7 separate regions of the Mus musculus genome follow, and regions 1, 2, 4, 5, 6 and 7 are each linked to region 3. The links are chromatin contacts, found by Hi-C in ENCODE. All regions are on one chromosome and are shown on one strand. Each heading gives the region's core, a stretch centred on a gene start or an enhancer-like site at or near the end of the contact. The rest is flanking DNA. Distances are from core to core; before and after follow the strand shown.

Region 1 (2,808 bases), core at 197-2,696, about 93 Mb before region 3:
GTCTCCACCCTAGACACACGCACTCTCCACAGAGCCACCAACACTACAGCGGGAGCACCCTCCCACAGCTGGGAATTCTCCCTCTCAAACCATAACCTTCTGGGTTTCACTAATTCTGCACTGTTCTCCACCCAGTCTTAATCCAGACCTCAGTCTCAGTGTAATAGTTATGGCAAGAAGACTGAAGTCTTAAGACACTACTTACTGGAAAATGCATACTCTAGAATAATGTTTTGTATAACACCTATCCAGTGGAACAGAACCGAACAAATGAAGTGAAAGTATGAAGACACACCACAGAAATAACACACTGTTTCTCAAACCTGCCACCGCAAGTATGTATGTATCTGGGATCTCTGAAACATGCATTTCTCACCGTAACTGCAGATCACAAACATAGCAGGAAAGTACAAGAACCTACCAAACAGAACTGCAGTTCCTGCTACACCATGGCAGTATGCAGGGTAAAGGACACACCAGAGATCATCTCCTGGTCAGTGGCAAGATAAACAGCAACTACAAACAGTAAGCCAAAGTCCTAGAGCAGAAAGAACACAGTGAGCAAGTGACCCCAGGACACTGCACAAGATACAGGAAACTGAGACTCATATCCACAACAACTATGAAAGAGAAGACACGGGATCCTGCTGGTCACCAACCTGCCAGTGGCAACCTACTCTGCAAAGGCACTTTATACACAATCTCTAGGCTGTGTGTCTGTCCATGCTACGTTGATCTGCTCAGTTGCACTTCCCACAGTACCACCTGTGAGCATGTGTGCAGCAACCTCTCCTCCCTTCTAAGAAAGCCTTGTAATTTCTCCACAACAAGCTGCAGGAACTTTAGTGGAGAGATAGTGTTTGAGGTTGAGGTCTTGTGCTTTATCTGGCACAAGAATTTCAAATAAAAGCAGTACCTTTTAGGGCTTACGGATACAAACTTGAGTCAAAATCCCAGCCCTGCCACTGGCCAACAGTCTGATCTTGTACTATTTATCCCAGGCTCTCTAGGTCTGGGTTCATCAGTAAAATAGCAGAAAACAACAAACATCTTCACTGCAAAAGCAGCACAGGGCTCACGTGCATCTAATATTCTGCACACTTTCCTGAGGTCTAAACCAGTCCAGCCACCATCAAGCTGACATATGAGAGACTAGACTACTCAAATCTAAATCTAAGCAGATGCCCTGACCTCTACTGTTCTTAGCCTCATGGTGACAAATGGGCTTTCCTGTAACTGTTTTGGAATTTTGAACTGAGTTGCTGTTGAAAGCTCAACTTAGGAAGAAACTGGCCACCTCAAGAGCAACCAATACACGGCCTGGTGACAAGGCATCACAGGAGCATTCAAGTCAGCTAGCTTAATGCTCTGCAAACAGTACTTTTCCATTTCATTAGTTACAGGCTGCCAGGAAATTTTAGCACTGAGTAGAATGAAGACAGGCTGGAGAAACAGTCCTACTATTTATAAAGCCCCAAGTTAGCCAATTTGGTTGTCTTTTGCATATAAATGGGGTAAGATTCTCCAGCAGCCTATACCCACAGGACTGGAATGCTGGTGGGAAAGCCCAAAGCCCAGACCACAGGGTTCTTCAAACACTTGGGCTGTGACTAGGCTTGTCTTGTTGGTTTACATCTGACATTATAATGTTCTGGACAGATTGCCTAACTCACTGTGAGCTTCACAGTCAACTGTGATCACATCCCTAAAAACAGAACTTCAGAGGAGGAGGGTCATTGATCCACGGAGATTGTTGATTAATACACAAATCGGTATCCCTGTACTATTATTATCTTTTCAATGAGCAAGGTGGTGGTCATGCACACCTTTAATCCCAGCACTCAGGAGGCAGAGACAAGTGATCTCAAGAGACAAGTTTGCAGTCAGCCTGGTCTACAGATCAGAGGACAGCCAGGGCTACTGTATACTATACTACTAAGGTCACAGAGAAAACTGCCGATAGATGAAATTAACGTGAAGAACTAAGGTAGGATGTACTGGCTGGTTTTCTGTGTCAACACAGAAAAACTGTGTCTCAAAAGTACAAAACAAACAAACAAATTATACAATTCAACTGAAAATCAAGCAAGTAAAAAAACAATGTTTCAGAAACCCAGCCTGGCTTTATGATGTTTTTTGAGAATTCTTTGTAGAGAATTCCATGGAATCTTTCAATAAACAGGCAGTAATGAAACAAATGTCAGAAAGTCAGCTTTGACAAGAATGTTTACTTACACTGCTGACAAAAAGCAATTAGTTCTTGGCTTAGAAAGAGCCTTTAACAAGGAGACAGTTTGCTGTAGGGCTATTTCATTCCCTGAGAACAGACCTGTTGTGAGTGAATCTGAAAGTCCATCTGTTAATGCCCATGTGGGATGACAGTCCCAGCAAGTTCAACAGCCATGATCTTAACCTGCCAGAGACAAAGCAAAAAACTCCAAAAAAAAAAAATTAACAGGCTTCTTTAACTGGTAGAAGAGGCTCTAGTAAGTGCTTTCTCTAGAGCCTCCACACATTTGCATCTGCTATGATTTTAATATGCCCTCTAAAATTCAGAGAGTGGCCATTTAATAGTTGGTATGATGCTACAAAAGGTGATTAAGCCATTAAGGCTCCTCACTAATAAATGCCATCAAGGTCCTTATGAAACATGCTTCTCCCAGTGTGCAACCCAACTGCCCTTCTGTCCTTTCCACTGTGTGGTACACCGCTTTTCCTCTCCAAAGAGGCATCAGTGAGGTGCCATGTTGGATGCAGGAAGTAATCCTCACCAAATACCCAACTTAGCAGTGTCTTGATCTTGGAACT
Region 2 (3,123 bases), core at 480-2,979, about 92 Mb before region 3:
ATTGGGAGTAGACAGGATACAGAATAGAAGCCTGCACAATGGCTGGAAGTAGAAGACTGAAATGTACACAAGGGGAACTCTGGTCTTAGAATTTGGCTCCCTTTGGAAACGTGACCCCAAGTGACTTCCAAGCAAAGCACAGTTTGGACTAGGGAAAGCTATAAATATATAATGACTTCAAGTGACTTCCTTTCAGTGATTAAGAATTAGGAAAGACATACCTAACAAAAATAGTCCCCCCGCAAGCGCCAGAAGTTTCCTGAGAAGGATCAACAAGTTCAGAGACTTGGGTCTCAGTCCCAGATGCTCCACTTACCGGGTTATGCAGTACCAGCTCCTTCAGAGTTTGTACATCCTCATTGAAAGTGGCCGACATGAGAAAAGCCTGGTAAATCCGAGGCAAGTGACTGAAAGAAAGAACAGGGCTTGATCAGGCTCCAGCCCACCCATTCCACTCCAGTCCCAAGTCCAGACCCTTGCAGGTCTAGGAGCCACTTCTGTTTCTTCCTTACCAGAGAAGACTCTTGAGTTCATCCTCAAAGCCAAAGGAAAAAAGAAGGTCAGCTTCATCTACCACCAGCAGCTCTAGGGAGTCCCGGAGTTTCAAGGTGTTCTGCTGCAAGTGGCTTAACACTCGGGATGGGGTTCCCACCACCACATCTGGCTTCTCCATCAACACAGCTCTGCAGGTGGCAAGGATTTAGCAGCCAGACCCTCGCCCTGGCAGACCTGCCCAGGCTAGCCACTCACACCACCAAGGGCACACACTTGCAAAGCGTTCTCCCTTTGGAGGCCTGCAGGTTTCACCCACCTCTGAGAAGCTGAGTCTTCTGCAGCTGAGACGTTAGCCACTCGCACATCCCGAGCACAGTAGGCAGCCAGTTGCTGGATCATGGCCTGGGCCTGCCGTGCCAGCTCCTTGGTAGGAACAAGAACAAGGCCTCTCACAGCCTGCTCCATTACAGGACCTGTCTGTAAGAACACCAATTCAAGACCGTTCAAAGTACTGGGTCCGCCCAAACAGTCAGAACCATGTACTGCAACACAACCACCTAGCTGTGTCCTGATAAACTCTTAATTCTGCCCACCTCACAGCACAGGGGGCAGAGCTTTCCCAGGCACTCAAATTTAGAACTTGCTGAAATCACTTAACGTACTACGGAGCTGATGAGTCCCCCTCTAGATAAAAGGTTACTCAAAATTACAACAGGATGGCGGTCGTGGCACCAAGGCCCGGGTTGAGAGCCAAGTAACCTGAACTCCAGCTCAGAGATTAAGCTGCAAATTGACCAAGTTCTCTATGGGCCGCCTAACACTGACACAGGACCTATAGGAGGAACCTTGGCACAGTCGGGCACTTCATTCCCTATTCTTTTGGAGCGTCCTGCCTCATACTCACTGCTCCTCTCGCTACCCACCGCCTTCTTGTGGAGAAGCGACTGAAGCATCGGAATAGCATAAGCTGCGGTCTTCCCGGAGCCTGTGCGGGCGCGGGCCAGGAGGTCCTTCCCCTCCAGCGCCAGAGGAATGGCCTTTTCCTGGATCAACGTAGGTCGCGACCAGCCCAAATCGGTGACAGCCTAAGAAGGAAGAGGACGCAGCTCAAGCGGCGTGGAGTACAGCGGCACACCGGGTAGCAGCTCCACAGCCTACCCCATACCTGCAGGAGCCGGGGATCCAGGCCCATGTGTTCAAAACCCAGCGCTTCTTGGTCCTCCATGGCGTGACTCCACGCTGTCAGTGCGCACGCGTAGGGCGGGACAAACCAACAACTAATCAGCTCTGGAAGGTACGTCACTTCCTGGAAGTACTTTCTCCTGGGTGTCCGACGTTGCTACCAATTTGTGCTGGCTCTGCGCAGGAGCGTTCCGCAATGCTGTCCCTTGAACGCCCTCCGAATTGTGGATGCCTCTTCTCTGGCGCCTCAGCCTTCCCTGACCCACAGAGTGACGTGGGCAGGGCTTTGCTAGGTTATGGTTGGGATCGACCGCGTTTTGGCTAAAGGGAGGCAGCCGCCACTTAGGCACATGCGCAAAGGAATTAGGGTTCTGTGGGTAACCAGAGGCAAATCTCACTGGGCAGAAATCGCGGCACAAGTTGCTAACCTAAGATAAATGTTAAATCAGGCCTTCAGCTACTATGAAGATTTTCACAAATACTGCCAACACGCGGTGCAATCCTTAACAGCTCTTAGAAGAAGAGCCAAGTTGACTCGAACCCTTCCTGGGACCATCTTTCCCAGAAAACGAAAATCAGACTTTGTTACACATGTTAATAAGGCCCATTCTTTGAGAATTCCTTACCAGGGAATGTCCTTAGGACTTTTTCTTCTGTTTTTGTTTTTTTTTTGTTTTTTTTTTTTTGTTTGTTTGTTTGTTTTTTTCAAGACAGGGTTTCTCTGTGTGGCCCTGGCTGTCCTGGAACTCACTCTGTAGACCAGGCTGGCTTCAAACTCAGAAATCCGCCTGCCTCTGCCTCCCAAATGCTGAGATTAAAGGCATGTGCCATCACTGCCTGGGGAAGATTGATTGATTGGTTTTTTTGAGACATGGCCTCATTATGTAGTGGCTGGCCTGGAACTTGGTAGGTAGACCAGACTGGTTTGACTCAGCCTCCCTAGTGCTGGAATTAAAGGCATGCACTACCACCCTTCCTTGGGACCTCTTAAAACACCTAAAGCCAAAAAAGTGTCAGTTGACCTTAGGCCCATTTCTTCTGGGCGCTGTAACTATTGTTAGGGCAATAACAGAAAAGAGATTGGTGGGGACTAAAAACATTTACCAACAGGGTCTTATAGTGACCACCTATTAAGAAAGGGAAAGCCCTCCTGATAACAGGAGGGGCTGAGCTGAAGGAAAAGACCAATAAAAGGGGTCATTAAGTGGGCAACAGGATCAATGTAGAGCACTTCCCTAGCGTGCATGATGCCTTAGAGTCTCAATCAGCAGCAAAGGAGAGGAAAAGGGGGAGACTTAAGGTGGGGCTAGAAGCCTAACTGCAAAACGCTGGACTCTGGCACCTGTGACTGCAGTGAGCTCAAACTGATGATCTAGATCAGTGCTTCTCAACCTTCCCAATGCTGCTACCCTTTAATACAGTTCCTCACGTTGAAGTGACCCCCAT
Region 3 (3,147 bases), core at 418-2,917:
CCTTGGTCATCACACGCCAGAGGAAGGCACACTCTAGGAAGAGACTTCCAAATGTCTGACCGAGGTAATGGTTGGTTGGGCCACCTTTGCAGAGCTAATTAAGGTGTTCACACAACCTCTGGACTATATATACAAGATTTCAGATGCCCTACATTGTAGTGGTTTAAAGAAACAGAGACAGAAAACTAGGGGGAAAGGAAAAACAGATTTGTATAACACAAATACCACACTTCTGCACTTGTACTGTCATATAACAAAACCATCCCACACACCCAAGAACCCAACTCCACCTTTCCTAAGGGGGATGGGCACCTGACAGCAAACAGGAGCTAGAGCTGTCTGTCTAAGATGCTGATAGCTGTGCCAGGTGAGAAGTGGAAGGGAATGGAGGAAAGAAAAGGGGTGAAGGATGGGGACCAGAGAGGCAGAACAAAGTGTGGAAGGATTCTGAGAAAGTAAAGTAATAAAGTTTTAAAGATATTTTTGCAGAGTGTGAGACTCTTTCCTCACTCCTACCAGTCCCTAAGGAAATCTCCAGGAAACTGCTTCTTCATATGGCCTTGCAGTAAATCACATAAATTGTAATTTAGAGACCTGCCTGTGTGTGTAGAATCCTCTTTTAAGTGATTTCCAAGGAGCAACTTTAATAAGATAATGGGGGCTGGAGAGATGGCTCAGAGGTTAAGAGCACTGACTGCTCCTCCAGAGGTCCTGAATTCAAATCCCAGCAACCACATGGTGGCTCACAACCATCAGTAATAGAATATGTAGTCCTCTTCTGGTATGTCTGAAGAGAGCAGCAGTGCACTAACATGAGAGAGAGAGAGAGAGAGAGAGAGAGAGAGAGAGAGAGAGAGAGAGAGAGAGAGAGAGAGAGAGAGAGAAAGTTCCTGAATGACCTACAGGGAGACAGCTGAACGCCCACAGCATACATCCTGGGCTGTCCGTCATCTCACCGCTGAGATCCACCTCTGCCTGTGTGTGAGCATATATTCCATATACTTAGAGATGCTTCCAAATTATAGAAGGCCATATGAGCTCACTCTATCCTGCCTCCTCAGACTTCTGTGCATACTGGTACCAAGTTATGCATGTGTAGCCAAGGCACATATACACATAGAGAGAGGTAAGAATCAGCAGGCTGATGCATACAAAGTTGAAGGGCAGATTTTCAGCTGCTCTGCTGCCTGTAGTCCCTGAACATACAGGATTTCTTATCACTTATCATTTCCACAAGGCCTCAGATGAATGGCAGGTGCTTCCAGATGACATCAGGGCAGTGATCCACCCTGTATCACCCCTGCACACAATTACACGCATGCATGAGTACACACACACACACTCACATGCACACTCACACACAAATAAGCATAAGTGCATACACACACGCACACAGCCAATTCCCACTGCCTCCCTTCCTCCCCAGTCTATAAGCAAACTTTCAGTCCCCCTTCTTTCTGTCTCAGCCCCAGCAACACAGACACCTGCCTGGCATCTTTTTACCCACCCCCACAGGACCTGAGGCGGGGCACTTCAAACAGGTTGATGCTGTTCTCCTGGAAGTGGAACAAAAAGGGGTGGGGTCATTGTGGGAGGCGGGGTCTGTGGGAGCTTACATCCCCGCCTCCATGGAGGCATAAAGCAGCCAGTCCTGATAAAGGACAGCCAGTCATTCCCTCACCCTATAGACAGAACGAGCTCTGGTTCCTCACCACACACCAGCTGCCAGACAGGATCCAGCATCACCCTTCCCTGGTAAGATCAATGATGGCTGAGGAGGCAGGGGGACATTCTGGGGAACCAGGGGAAGGTTGGGGCCAAATGGGCATGGGATTTCTTATCCTTTATCATGGCCATAAATCTCCCTGCATTTTACTGGGGGTAGGACTCATAGTAGGCCTTAGAGAGAAGAGAGGCAGCCCTTTGAGTGCCACTCTGGTGAAGGGTAGGTCCTTCTAGGTACACTCAGTTGGTCTCTGGAGGGACATAGGCCATCCCAACCCTTCCAGGAACAAGGGCTGGAAAGTATATTGTAGATGGCAGGATGGCCCCAACATCTCTGTGTGCTCCTTCCTGTTTCCCTGCCTCTGTCAAGTACTACAGAAAGGTGAGGCCCATGGAGGCTAGCTGATGTGTCTGATCTCTTCCACCCACCAGGAAAACCTGGGTGTGTCTCCTGGATCCCCAGGTGAGATACCTCGACTTCAAAGACAGAGTCCTAAACTGTCAAACTTGTGATCCTTGCAGGCCCCACATCCTCTTGGTCCCTCTCCCTCCAGCATGTCTCCCAGGACCAAGCTCACTCTTTCTATCCTTGTTTCTACCAGACATGGTGCTGATGCTGTAGAGGTGACTCAGGCCCATTTCCTGCCCTCAGGAAAGTCACAGTTGAGTAGGCAAGGCAGTCAGGTGAACAGATGGATGGTAACAAGATGAATTAGCAGGTGTTTCAGAAGTGGATATACAAGATGCCTTGGGAATGCAGGCAGAGTCACCAAAATGCCCAAAGGAGTAAAGGGGTGAGCAGGTGACATGAGTTGAGTCTTTTTTTTTCCTTCTTACTCCAGTCCTGCTTGCTCAGAGTCCAAAGATTGATTGATTGATTGATTGATTGATTGATTGATTATAAGTACACTGTAGCTCAGATCTCATTATGGATGGTTGTGAGCCACCACGTGGTTGCTGGGATTTGAACTCAGGACCTCCAGAAGAGCAGTCTGTGCTCTTAACTGCTGAGCCATCTCTCCAGTCCTTCAGTTGAGTCTTATAGGACAAATACGAATTCTTTCTATTGGAAAGGGGATATATCGTAAGCAGAACTAACAAAGGCAAAGAAGTAGTTGGGAGAGAGGAACTAGGAAATTTGCCCACTTATACTGGTGTTGCTAGGAGGTGGGTGGGAAGGAAATGGAGGGTGCAAACAAGTGTAGCCTTGCCAAGGAAAGGGCAACTGGGGAAGCTGCCCAGCTCTGACTGCCCAGGCTCCTGGGCCCAGTGCGGTTGCTTCTTTCCCTAGTGTCCACAGGTCCTAGTTTCAACTGTCCCTTAGTGTGACAGGACACTTCCCTTCCCTTGCTGATGACAGACTCTAACTGGGCTCTGTTCTGTGAAGAAGTGAACATGGAATGAGAAAAGAGCCCTTGGCAA
Region 4 (3,014 bases), core at 307-2,806, about 92 Mb before region 3:
GTCTGTTAACTATGTAGGTGCTGGAGAGATGGCTCAGTGGTTAAGAGTGCTGGCTGTTCTTCAAAAGGACCTGGGTTCGATTTCCATCACCCACATGGCAGCTTACCACCATCTGTAACTCCAGCTCCAGGAGTTCTGACACCTTCACATAGATGCATATGCAGGCAAAACACAAATGAAAATAAAATAAAAATAATTTTAAAAAATCTATAACTTTACTCTGGCAGGGCCCGAATGCCCGTGCTCTTGTAATTTTTACCTTCCTGATGTACCAAGGGTAGGAGAGAATAAAGCTTTAAAATTTTACACACACACATTACACATAGTTTTGGCTTGGGTGTGAGATTAGTGAACATAGAGGCTTGGGTGGACCATAGGGTCCATAACTTTCCAGGGAACCCACAGCCATACCCTGTGAACTGCCTCTCAGCTATCATGTTTTAAATTTTATTTTCATTAAACATTTCTTCTTAGAGGTGTAGATCTGGAGGCGAAGGAAGTTGAACTTGAGCCTTAGAGCATGGATATGATGACCTGGCCATTGTGAACCCTGATTTCCTTATACCTTCCAGCTTCCCAAAAGCACCTTTGCATTTGTGTGTGGGTGGCTGAAGCCTAGATTAGAAACACCATAAACTCAGGAATGTGAATATCCATCAGAATGCTTTTTTTTTTTTTTTTTTTTTTTTTTTTTCGAGACAGGTTTTCTTTGTATAGTCCTGGAACTCACTCTGTAGACCAGGCTGGCCTCAAACTCAGAAATCCGCCTGCCAAATGCTGGGATTAAAGGCATGCGCCACCACTGCCCAGCCAGAATACTATCTTCAAGATGTTTTAGGACAACCCATACAGACAACAGGTTGCATACACTACCTAGAAGGTTGCTGTTGGCAGCTATTGTACATTTTTGGATTCTTTTATGAGACTCTGGTCCAACGGTTGATCCTGAACTCATTTTCCTGTCTCTAGCAGCCAGGTGCTATGATTACACAGGAGTGCGCCGCCACGCCCAGCCAGAATAGAAAGTTACTAGAAAAGGGTTTCCTTGTGGCTCAGAGTAAAAAGAGAGGGATGCCAAGTGGCAGCGCGCCCAGAACCCGGATTGGAGACTGACTCTGTCCCTTCCCAGGGGCATGTGGCCCGCCTCCCTAATCGCGAGGCAGGCTGGGAAGTCGGCCACCCTAAAGATGGCGGCAGAATTGAAAAGTTGGAGCCACTCCCGCGCGGCCCTGAAGGGTTCGGGAGAGCTAGGGATGGGGGGGGGGGTACTGGGGCGCCTTTCCAGAGGGGATGGGAAGGACTGGGGTAGGCAGGTGTGCTCCTCCCGCCCTGAGGAGGCATGGAGGGGCCCGGGGTGACCCTGGGTCTCTTCAGGGGCTTTGGGAAAAACAGGGAATCGCCCTTCTTGGTATCGCCCTCCTTGGGCCCAGCGAGTGCCTCTAGGCGGAAGTGCGGGAGCGCCGAGGCAGTGGGCGGGGCGTGAGGGGGCGGGGTCTCCGGAGTGGGCGGGCTCCCTAGGTCCGGAAGTGCGGGTGGGGCGCGGCCGGGGCGGAGACTGCGGGCGGGCCGGCGGCGCGGTGAGCGCGGGGGTGGCGGGCCCAGAGCGAGCATGTAGCGGCCGCTGGCAGTGGGGCTCCCGGGGCGGGCCGCGGGGGCCGCACGCGGCGACATGGAGGAGGAGGGCAAGAAGGGCAAGAAGGTGAGCGCTCACCGGCGCGTCCTGCCGCCGGGCCGGGGCGTGGGGTGGGGGTCCCTCGGGGTGGGCGGGCGGGCGGGCGGCTGAGCGGGCAGGGACAGCGGTCAGGTGGGCCTGCGGCTCCCGGAGGAAGTGCCGCGCCTTTCCGGTGGGGGCGTCCCCTTTGCCGCTCGCCCCCGGCCTGCTCCAGACGGCCTGTCAGGGGGCCCGCCTTCCCCGCGCGCCGGCCTGGGGCCACAAAGGAAGTGGGCCCAGTGAGGGGCCAGAAGGTGGCCTGGGCTGGAACTTGGGCCACTGGGCTGTGCCGTGACCGGCGAGGCTTTTGCTGCCCACTTGGCTTTGTTTTTGGATGTCCAGTAAAAGCAAAGATGGACTTAGCTTTTCGGCGGGTTCTCTCGTCGACTGTCGCTCCTATTTAATACCACTGAGTGATTTTAGTGACGTTATGTTTGGCAGTAAGATTTAGGACATGGTTCAAGAGGCTCCTTCGTTTCTGTAGTTTAAAAATGTGGCTTTAATTACAGGCTTGAGTAGTTGATAAAGAACATTTTAAGAAGCCTGGGAAGACCATGTGGGAATGAACCGCTTAAACTGCCTTTAAAGCGAAAAGTGGGCTTTGATAAAATGTATCCCTTTCAAATAAATGCTTTGCAATCTTCATGTTTGCCTGTCATTTTCATTTGATAAATGTGTGCACGTTGTGGACAAGTTTAAAACAGACTTTGATGTCCTAGCTCAGCACCACCCGGCCTCCTTGTAGCCTTTAATTGGCCACACCACTCACCACCTTGTTTTAGGAGGTGTCCCATTTTTCAGAAAGTCTTACTTGAAATAGAGTGGCCAGGTGGCCTTCAGGGAATCCAGGCCAGCAGCGCTGCCCCCACTTTCTTTTGTTTGAAGACAGAAAGTTGCACTTGTTATTTAGATGTCCTGTCAACTTGTTACCTCCAAAGATGGTTTAAAGCTGGGAAATGGGCCCAACAAAGCAATTCAGCCTACAAGTATAGAAGGGGTTTGAGCATTGTAAAAGGACTTAGCTAGAAAAGAGGGTGCTGTTGAGGAAGGACTTGGCCCAAGTGTGGCTGATGCTGAACCGTGCCAGCTGGTCTTTGCAATGCCAGTAGCCTACATCCCTGGAGACATTGTATTTGTCTCACACTCTAAGTGCCCTGTAAGACACCTGGCCCACGTTCTTGTTTGGGACAAATTGCCTGGCGGTTTATGTTGTCTTGTATATCATACCAGTTTGGGTAGAAGGCTGAGGAGCAGAGAGAGGCATTAAGACTTCCCCCTGAGCTTTTGGATCAGTAGCAAGACA
Region 5 (2,957 bases), core at 176-2,675, about 92 Mb before region 3:
TACCTAGGCCACATTTAAGCTGCAATAGCAAGTTCTAACTGTGGGCTGAGGAATCTTGGCTTCTTAGCCCTTAGGCTTCTTAGGACGATATACCCCAGGTCCATGGGAGGACAACTCACGTGTACCATTGCTGATGCTTCTGCCCTTGTACTGTGGCCTATCACTGCTACCAAAGCTTGAAGAGCTTCTGGCATACTTGTGACTACTTGTGACTTCTATTTCAGTAGAGCAAAAGGACTCTCCAGCCAGCTCATCCAGCACTGGTGCCATTTGCCATACATAGCAAGGATAAACTGACAGTCTGTATTGCTGTCCATCAAAAACTACTCTGCTAAAAAAGAGAAACAAGCGGAGAGTTAAAGGCCATGAGCATGAAGCTGGGCATGGGACTTATAGCTATAGTCCTAGCACCTGGTATATGCAGGTAAAAGAAACAGAGCAAGGTCAGCCTACATTATGAAATTGAATCCAGCCTCAGCTACATGCCATTGTCTCAAACAACAACAACAAAAGACATGAGTATGAAATGAACCACTCTCCTTTTTGAGACCTGATCCAACTGTGTAGCCCAGGCTGCCCACAAGAACTCTATGTAGCCCATCTTGACCTCCCAATTGGTCAGTTTTTCTCTGTTCTGAAATTGCAGGTGTGTGCTGCAAAATCTGGCTGAATATTTTTGTTAGTTTTTTATTTTGTTTCCCAAGACAGGGTTTCTCTATGTGGCCCTGAAACTCTCTCTGTAGACCAGGCTGACCTCAAACTCAGAGATGAGCCTGCCTCTGCTTCTGAGTGCTCTGCTTTAAGGTGTGCACTCACACAGCCAGGCTCTGGCTTAACATTTTGACACGGGGAACATTTCATATTAGTGAAGTGTAACAGGTTAACTAGTGGATTTTGTCTGTTTAGAGCAGGCTCTGGAGCCAGGAAGATCCAGGGGGACCCCAGCACAGCTTCCTGTCAGAATACTAGCAGGAACACCCAAGTCGCATGACAACCAAGTCACATTAGACCTCGCTAACTAATCTTCATAAGGACTGCTGCAAAACAAGTGTTCAAAATAGTCACTCATGTTATTCAAATTATTTTGTGCAGGGATACATTTTACCAACCCAACTATTATTTAGGGCAGCTTGTTTTGGATACAAAGCCCGTGGGCCTCAAAGTCGCAGCGCTCCTGCTTCGGCCCGCCAAACGCTTCAATTATCAGACGGCATCCCACGCCCTGAATGTACCAGGTTCTTAACAAGCTTCGGAAGCGTCTCCCGTGTAACTGCTAATGACAGCCGAAAGACAGTGAGCAACAGGCTGGCTTTGGCCAGATGCAAAGTTCTGCATTGGCGCGAAGCCCGAGCGAGCGACTGAAACCCAATTCTGTGACGTCACGTCACGCCCACAGCCTGTCTTGCAGGCCGCTCCTCTGGGGCCGGGCTACGCGTTGACGCCACACGCCGGGGCGGGGCTGAGAGTTTGGAGCCCGGAGTGGTGTCGGCGCTTCACTCGGGTGGAGCTGAACGGGAGACAGGTAACCTTGTGCGGCAGACGGGCTCCGTCCAGGGCTGGGAGGCTCGGCGCTTGACACCCGGAGCTCGCGGCCGAGGGTGAGGCCTATGCGTCCTTGCTTCCGGAGTGCCTGAGTGACGGGCGTGAAGCCGGACAGAGCCGGGCTGGCGGAGGGCGGCGATGGTGGGCGGGGGACGAGACCTGACGGACAGACGTTATAGCCAATGGCGTGGCAGGGTCCTCCAGGCGGGCGGAGATTGGCGGACGCGGACTTGCGCCGGGGGTCGGGGGGCCGAGCGCTATTGGCTCTGGCGGCGGAGCCGCGAAGGTGGCGGGCTAGGGAGTAGGTGGCCTGGCGGCCCGGGAGAGCCCCAAGGTCGCGGCGTGTCACGTGGACCGGTCGCTCCCTCTGGCCCGCGCGCGTTCTTTTGTCCTGCGTGCGCTGACCCCAGCAGGCCGCCGTCCTTGTGTTCGCCGTGCCCGGACACGGCGCTGACCTTGGTGCCTGCGGCAGCCCCACCTGCCGGTATGAGGTAAACCAGGCTGTCGGCCAAGGTGACACTGGTTTCCCTAGAAACACCATCCACGCACCGCTTTCCTCGCGAGAGTGTGTGACAGATGTGAGTTATACCCAGAGTGACTGGGAAGCCTGCTACTGTGCCCTCGCATGAGTTACCAGATCATGTTTCTTTTGCCCACCGAGCAGTGTGCCAGTCTCTGAAGTGACAGGTTCGGCAAGAATCCTCACGTGGATACCATGTAAAGACAGGAGAGCGGAGTGTAGGGCATTTGAGTATCTACACGGTGAAGGAGCAGGGTGAGGTGTGGAAAAGGGATTAAAGGTAATGAGAAGTGACGGGCTAGGTGTTGTGCGCATGCGTAACTCAACTTCCTGACTGTAAGATCAGAAAATGGCGGCGTTAAGCATCATTGGAGGGTGGAGTTTTAGATCCTTGACGTCAAAAGGTCACTCAAGGAACACCTCTACAGGCCCAAGTGGGGTCAGTGGGGTCAACCTGTATTCGATGGAGGTCTCTACGTCCGTAAGTGTTATCTGTATATAGTGAAGCTATTGCGAATGTGCAACTGGTCTTCATCACCCTAAGTAGAAGCGTGTAACTAAAAATAGAAGTAAAAATTTCCCCCAGCTTTTCTGTGGATTTCATTGCCCTTACAGGCCCTACTTGTGTCTGTGTATCCTGTGCTCTGACATTGAGCAGAGGACACCGTTGGAGTTCCTCTGTTTGTCTGATCCTCTAGCCTTGCCCTTGAAGGTGGAACCAGGTAGATTAGTAGGTGGCGTTAGGAAAGTGACACTATAATTGTCTTTTTCTCTTTTTCTATCCTTGTCATTTTGTATCACATACTATGCAGCTTTCTTTCTTTTTTTTTTTTTAATTTAAAAGGTTACATTTATTTGTAGGTAGGGAGATGTGCACACGTGACAGTGCTTGTGT
Region 6 (2,923 bases), core at 61-2,560, about 93 Mb before region 3:
ACTTGGAGTACAAGGGAGCTTCTTTGTACTGGGGCCTGAAGGGCTCCGGCTATACCGAGTGAATAAAGGTGGGGTGGGGTAGATTGGAGGGTGCAGAAGAGACTTGAGTCGGAATTCAGAGTGTTTCTTGGGCATCAAAGGGGTTGGCAGGCCCGGCTGGGAAGTCAAAACTGTGATTAGGAAGTGGATATTTCCTGAACCCAAGCCAGTTCAGGCGCTCCACATCCTCTGCGTTGGCCCTGGGCAGGCAGGGTGCACAGGTTTCAGGGGAGTTAGGTTGAGCCTCACGTGGGGCTCCCGGGTCAGGTGAGGTCGGGTTTGCGCTGTGGCTAAGGAGACTCAGACCTCCTGCCAACTCACCATTGAGCTTCTCCCCGAAGAGTGTGAGGAAGACGGTGAAGTTGATGGGACCCTTCCCTTCCTGCAGCATGGCGTCCAGCTCTTCCTCCGGAACACTTACCCTCCCTAGGAGAGTAGGTCTTGAGGTGACCCAGGCCGCCCTCCCGGGCTTCCCAGGCAGTGAGGGCAGAGGCAGGGGCAGCTCTAGCTGTGTGGCAGGTGGGGGAGGGGGATTCCTGCCTGAATGAGGCTAAGTAGGAGAGAAAGGGCGGGGCACTGTCCTCTCTCGGAGCAAGTGCCTGAGGTGAACAAGCCGGGTCCCTGGGAGGTTGCTCCTGGACCCACTCACCGAGCTGGGAATAGGTCTCCTTCAGGTCTGATTTGCAGATGATCCCATCCCTGTTCTGGTCAATGCAGCTGAAGGCCTGTGAGGAGATGGCCTGCAGGTGGGAGCTGCTCACCCCATCTCTTCCAGGGATGGCGGGTAAGGGAGAGTCTCGGGTAGTATGAGCGAGGTTGGAGGCAGGAGCACTGACCCTCAGAGGAGAGCCGTGTGCATGGGGTATGAAGTGGCTCCCCGGATCGGGGAGAGGCTGTTTGGGATAGGCTACTCACTTCCTTGAATTCCTGAATCTGGGCTTGTTCGAACATTGAGAAGACATTAGAAGAGCCACGTTGTGCCTGCTTGGTGGCTGCAGCCTTGCCTCGGGTCCCAGCCTTCCTACTGGCCTGTAATACTGATGATCAGAGGGGTCCTCTCTCCAGTTCTCCAAAGACCTCCTCCCTACCTCATGTAGTCTCGTGGGAGTGCCAGGGAGAGGTGCCTTTCCCCACCCGAGATCACTTCCCTGAGCCCAGCACAGGCACACAAGTCCCTGGCTCTGTCCCAGGGCAGCTCAGAGACTAGCACCTGGGTGTGGCTGGTCTCTTGTTCCCCACCCAGCACTCACCATGATCTGTGGCGGTCTGACTGAGTGATCGTGCCACCCAGCTCTTTATGTCTCAGCCTTATCACCCAGAGGCCCAAATAAGGAGAGGAATGGATGATTGGGCTAAACTTGGAAGCCCCCGCTGGTGGAGAAAGACAGGGCTCCACATAGATCCTATTCACACTCCTGGTAACCTTCAGGCCCCCAAGTGTAACATCCTAGGATCCACCCATCCATCTCTTGTGACCAGGCTCCATGTCTTCCCTGGTCAGAGACGCTCCAAACGTGTGCTAGTCCAGGTCATGGTGGTGTGATTCCCTGTGATGCCTGCATCTGACCGTCCTCTCACCTGACTAGTGCTGTCTATACTCTGGGCTTGGGAAGCAGTACATGATTCTGAGAATGGTCTCTGGCCTGAATCCCCTGGGTCAGATAAAACCCCTGAGTTCTGGCCTGCTGGCCATCTGACAATGGACAGACAGCAGTTCTAACCAGGCTGTGAGCCCCACAGGACCATTGGCTTGATTTGGGGGTAACTCAGGATTGGAGTGACCGAATGCTGCTCTCCCTACATTCAGACATGCGCTCTTCACTCGGCCTGTCCTGCTGAGACGCGCGTACCCACCCTATACGGAATCTTGTGTTTCTTAAGCTCCATCTCAACTCTACCCTCCTCCTCCAAATTCTCTCTGACGTTCCCAACTGAGAGCTGTAGCCTTCTCCTGGGCACCCAGCTTGCTCCACATCTGGAATCCAGAAACCCTGGCACGTGGCAGGCCTACATGATGCTGTTTCACAGGAAAAGTTTTGGGTTCTTATGAAACTGGCCCACAAAGACCATCTCATGTTTCTGAATTTGGGACCAAGGGGCTTTGGTTGCAAGCAGCAGCCGTCAACTTTTGAGGACCTTAGTGTGGCAGAGGAGTCAGAGAAGCTGGACAGCTTAGGGGAGATCATGAGTAGGTCTCTGACTAGGTTCAGTGTTCATCCTCACCCCAATGTGGCTATGCAAGGTGAGTTAGGATATGGGCACTATCTCCTGTTAGGACTCAAGTCCCACTCCATCCTCTTTTATTTTGAGATAGGGTCGGCTATGTAGCCAAGGCTAGCCTGGAACTCACGATGTTTCCCAGGCTGGTGCTGGGATTACAAGTCTGTACCACACACAACTCCAAGGCCTCCTTTTGTATGAATATTTTATAACACCCTCCTAACTACCTGAAAACAAAGTTCAATCATTCAAGTTGGATGTATAAAGAGAGACAAAACAAAACAAACAAACAAACCAGCACAATGCCTCAGATCCCAGTATGTACGAAAAGATGAAAGACTGAAAATCTGTTCCAATGTGTGAGTGTGCCAATATGAGTGTTGTACTCTGTTAATGCAAATGCTCGTGTTGGTTCAAGAAAGTGAAGCCGATAGAAGCAATTCTACACGAGAATTACCAGAAAACAGCAAGATTTCAAGAAAAATGTGACTTTCCCACAGAACCACCAATTTGGGATTTTTTTTCTGAAGCAGAGAACAGAGTAAGCCTTTGACTCCCTGGGTTCCCAGTGAGAGATAAATGTGCATTAAACGCATACAAGTCCGTTCACCTGAAGGCATATTCATGCTGCATAGAAAAGCATTAGGTAGATTCCATCTACCAG
Region 7 (3,122 bases), core at 465-2,964, about 92 Mb before region 3:
TGGTGAGATGGCTTAGTGGGTAAGAGCACCCGACTGCTCTTCCGAAGGTCCAGAGTTCAAATCCCAGCAACCACATGGTGGCTCACAACCATCCGTAACAAGATCTGACTCCCTCTTCTGGAGTGTGTGAAGAAAGCTACAGTGTACTTACATATAATAAATAAATAAATCTAAAAAAAAATTATAACTAAAGATTTACTACATAATTCAGCTCTTGTATATGTAACTTAGATTTAACCCTTGCTTAGAAAAATAGATGTTTTTAAATAGCAACAGAGAGACTCTGGAATTGGTATAGACTTTAGAACCTCAAAGCACACCCCCAGGGCACACCTCCTAATCCCTTTAATCCTTTCAAATAGTACCGCTCCCTGGTGACTACGCATGTGAATATGAGTTTATGGGGCTATTCTCATTCAAACCACCACCGAGATCAGCCTCTACCTCCCCAAACCCCCTCTTTCCCTGTCGCAGAGATGGTGGAACTTTCTTTGTAATCAAGGAAGACTGTCTTAGTTAGGGTTTTATTGCTATGAAGAGACACCATGAGCTCAGCAACTCTTACAAAGGAAAACATTTAATTGGGCTGGGTTAGTCCATTATTGTCATGTGCAGGCAGACATGATTCTGGAAGAGTAGCTGAGAGTTCTGCGTCTCGATCCACAGGCAGCAGGAAGAGTCAGTGAGCCCACGCTAGGCCTGGTTTGAGCTTTTGAGACCACAAAGCCTGCCCCCAGTGATACACTTCCTCCAACAAGGCCACACCTCCCAACAGTACCAGTCCCTATGGGCCTATGGGACCATTTTCATTCAAACTATTGCAATGGCCTGAAGTTCTCAGTCTTCCGGCTTCACGTCTCTCACTTAGGACCACATCAGTATCTGTCAATGGTCTTGCTGGGATTTTCCCAGTGTCATTCTGAGCCATCACCCAATACCATTCTTCCTTTCTCAGAAAGATGGCAACATTGCTTGTCCATTGCCTTGTCTGTAAAAACAGATCCGTTAACCAGCTAGGGAGGGATGAAGATATCATATCACATCTTGGCTGCTGAGTGAGCGGGCAAGGGTTAGCTGGTAAGTGGTTGGCTTTTTAAGGATGCTGACAGACATTAGTAAGTAGGAGAATGTACTAAGAAAGAAGAATAACATTTTTGCCTTTGAGAACTTTTGGGGGAGGGAGGAGCTGAAGAGATGGCTCAGTGGTTAAGAGCACTGGTTGCTCTTCCAGAGGATACTGGTTCAATTCCCAGCACCCACATGGCAGCTAACAACTGCCTGTAACTTCAGTTCCGGGGATCTGAATTCTGCATGTACATGCTACACAGACATACAAGCAGACAAAAGAACCATACACATAAAATAAAAATAAATAAACGAATAATTCTTTTTTAAAAAGAGAGAGCCTTGCCAGGCAGTGGTGGCGAATTTCTTTAATCTGAGCACTTGGGAGGCAGAGGCAGGTGGATTTCTGAATTCAAGGCCAGCCTGGTCTACAGACCTGTTAGTTCCAGGACAGCCAGGGCTGTACAGAGAAACCCTGTCTCGAAAAAACCAAAGAGACAGAGGGAGAGGAAGAGAGAGCACCTTACAGTGAAGTTAGATAAAACAGTGCATGTATACTGCTTGCTAAGCAGCCCGACCTGACTATTGGGAAACGCCCTGGGGTTTCCAGCACAGGCTTCCGGTAAGACAGGAAATAGTGAACAGCCTGGGCGAGATGTCGGGCTGTCCTTATAAAGTGAGTTTTCCGTGCATCGTTTCGTTTCCAGCAGCAGGGGGCAGCACAGAGAGCAATGCAGCTGGAGCGTGTGGCCAGGCGTGGGTAGGGAGCAGCAGGTTAAGGGATGAAGGCAATCAGAAGACTAAAGATTCAGGACATTAGCAGTTTGCATTTAGACACAGGACCTCCGAAGGTAATTGAAGCCAGGAAAATCAGCATGAAAGGAGAGAACAGTGAGGTAAAGAAATAGCTCAACGGTTAAGAATACTAAGTGTTCCTCAGGACGACCCAGGTTGGGTTCAATTTATCCACATTACCAGCCCCAGGAATCCCGTGCCCTCTAGCCTCCATGAGCACAGCACACAGGACAGAGTACACATAAACTCAGGCACAAAGACATACACCTATAAAATAAATCATAAAGGTCAATAAATATTAAACTAAAGATTAACAGGATGGAAGGAACACAGTCCAGGGTGGCCTAGAGAAAGGAAGTAGAAAACGGATGACAGCTGTTCCACTCTCCACTACAGCAGTCAGGAAGGATGCAGGCCAGGACTGCGCTCTCTCTCAGCCTTGCCCACAGGCCCTGAGGGAATAAGGGAGGCAGTTAATGACAGGCGTGGAAAAATAGGGACTCTCCGGGTTCTGGGAAAGTGGGGAGACTGCTATGGTAAGGTAAGAGTCCCTGATTCTCCGAAGAATGTCTCCCAGACTCAAGAAGTGTGCAAACTCAGAGTATTTTATTCTGAAGACCAGCATGCTGGGTTTCCCATTACCAAGATAGAGACAGCAAGTGAGCCTGCATGCCTGAGGTAAAGCACATTAGGGAATTCCGGGTAGGTGACCCCTATGGTAACCTGTTGGGTCCATCTCTATGGACATTCCATTACCAGGATATGGGGGCTGAAAACTTGCTGGGGAGGTCTGGGAACTGTTACTGAGGAGTAGCTGAGGGAGTCTGGAAACTGCTGCTGACCCATTCTCCCTGCCTCAGGCCAGGCGGCTGGGACATTCTGTTACCTGGATGGGAAGGCTGGAGCCTGGGGTGTTTTCTATAAGTAATTGACTTGCCTGTGCTTGCCTGGACTTGCTCACTTTTTAGGCCTAGACTCCTTAACTGCCAGTTTTAAGTCTGTCATGGACTCACCCTAGCCTTCTCAGTACAAAGATGCAGACTGTGGTGGGCTGCACGGGAGGGGGCAAGGGGGGGGTTAGACACAGTAACACAGTCCACATTACTGGAATGGTCAGGAGCACTCAACAGGCCCAACCTGTTAGACCCGTTCGGTCTCTGAGGCCTGGTCAGAGGTCAATAAGGTCAAGTCAGTTTTCAAAACAAAAGACTTTACTTGTATTTTGTGGGTGAACTTTTTGCTGGGAAGAGTAGAACCATCAC

Evidence for each region. A loop is a pair of places that touch in the nucleus more often than their neighbours do.
Region 1: a map of T-helper 17 cell shows a loop between it and region 3 (10-fold over the local background). The contact joins the enhancer-like site here to the promoter of Gsdma in region 3. A Hi-C loop is called at or near these places in 2 of 37 maps with a recorded cell type or tissue (T-helper 17 cell and T-helper 2 cell).
Region 2: a loop to region 3 is called in a map of T-helper 2 cell, with 14 times the contacts of the local background. The contact joins the promoter of Ddx56 here to the promoter of Gsdma in region 3. A Hi-C loop is called at or near these places in 4 of 37 maps with a recorded cell type or tissue (T-helper 1 cell, T-helper 17 cell and T-helper 2 cell).
Region 4: a map of regulatory T cell shows a loop between it and region 3 (19-fold over the local background). The contact joins the promoter of Ccm2 here to the promoter of Gsdma in region 3. A Hi-C loop is called at or near these places in 3 of 37 maps with a recorded cell type or tissue (T-helper 1 cell, T-helper 2 cell and regulatory T cell).
Region 5: a loop to region 3 is called in a map of T-helper 1 cell, with 8 times the contacts of the local background. The contact joins the promoter of Ogdh here to the promoter of Gsdma in region 3. A Hi-C loop is called at or near these places in 2 of 37 maps with a recorded cell type or tissue (T-helper 1 cell and T-helper 17 cell).
Region 6: a map of T-helper 1 cell shows a loop between it and region 3 (10-fold over the local background). The contact joins the promoter of Myl7 here to the promoter of Gsdma in region 3. A Hi-C loop is called at or near these places in 2 of 37 maps with a recorded cell type or tissue (T-helper 1 cell and T-helper 17 cell).
Region 7: a loop to region 3 is called in a map of T-helper 2 cell, with 20 times the contacts of the local background. The contact joins the enhancer-like site here to the promoter of Gsdma in region 3. A Hi-C loop is called at or near these places in 3 of 37 maps with a recorded cell type or tissue (T-helper 1 cell, T-helper 17 cell and T-helper 2 cell).

Annotation. Positions count from the first base shown.
Region 1 is chr11:6,159,404-6,162,211 of GRCm38, forward strand. The region is part of intron 2 of Nudcd3 (NudC domain containing 3); the gene reads right to left. Among named protein-coding and RNA genes, the nearest start is that of Nudcd3, 40 kb to the right of the region's middle. Within about 2 kb of position 1,447, at least 1 of the 3 ENCODE cell types and tissues checked has a DNase peak (open chromatin) inside an H3K27ac peak, as active enhancers do.
Region 2 is chr11:6,266,000-6,269,122 of GRCm38, forward strand. It overlaps Ddx56 (DEAD box helicase 56), which reads right to left and starts at 1,730. Exons shown (of 14, transcript NM_026538.3): 1 at 1,661-1,730; 2 at 1,419-1,580; 3 at 812-972; 4 at 513-683; 5 at 317-407. The coding sequence starts at 1,720.
Region 3 is chr11:98,662,684-98,665,830 of GRCm38, forward strand. Gsdma (gasdermin A) reads left to right here and starts at 1,668. Exons shown (of 12, transcript NM_021347.4): 1 at 1,668-1,755.
Region 4 is chr11:6,545,331-6,548,344 of GRCm38, forward strand. It overlaps Ccm2 (cerebral cavernous malformation 2), which reads left to right and starts at 1,557. Exons shown (of 10, transcript NM_146014.3): 1 at 1,557-1,699. The coding sequence starts at 1,670. It also overlaps the pseudogene Gm24000.
Region 5 is chr11:6,290,172-6,293,128 of GRCm38, forward strand. Ogdh (oxoglutarate (alpha-ketoglutarate) dehydrogenase (lipoamide)) reads left to right here and starts at 1,426. Exons shown (of 23, transcript NM_010956.4): 1 at 1,426-1,522. It overlaps Gm46270 (predicted gene, 46270), which reads right to left and starts at 2,092. Exons shown (of 1, transcript NR_168687.1): 1 at 1-2,092.
Region 6 is chr11:5,897,472-5,900,394 of GRCm38, forward strand. It overlaps Myl7 (myosin, light polypeptide 7, regulatory), which reads right to left and starts at 1,311. Exons shown (of 7, transcript NM_022879.2): 1 at 1,290-1,311; 2 at 955-1,068; 3 at 689-764; 4 at 361-465. The coding sequence starts at 1,292.
Region 7 is chr11:6,364,382-6,367,503 of GRCm38, forward strand. No RefSeq gene overlaps it. Among named protein-coding and RNA genes, the nearest start is that of Zmiz2, 29 kb to the right of the region's middle. Within about 2 kb of position 1,715, at least 1 of the 3 ENCODE cell types and tissues checked has a DNase peak (open chromatin) inside an H3K27ac peak, as active enhancers do.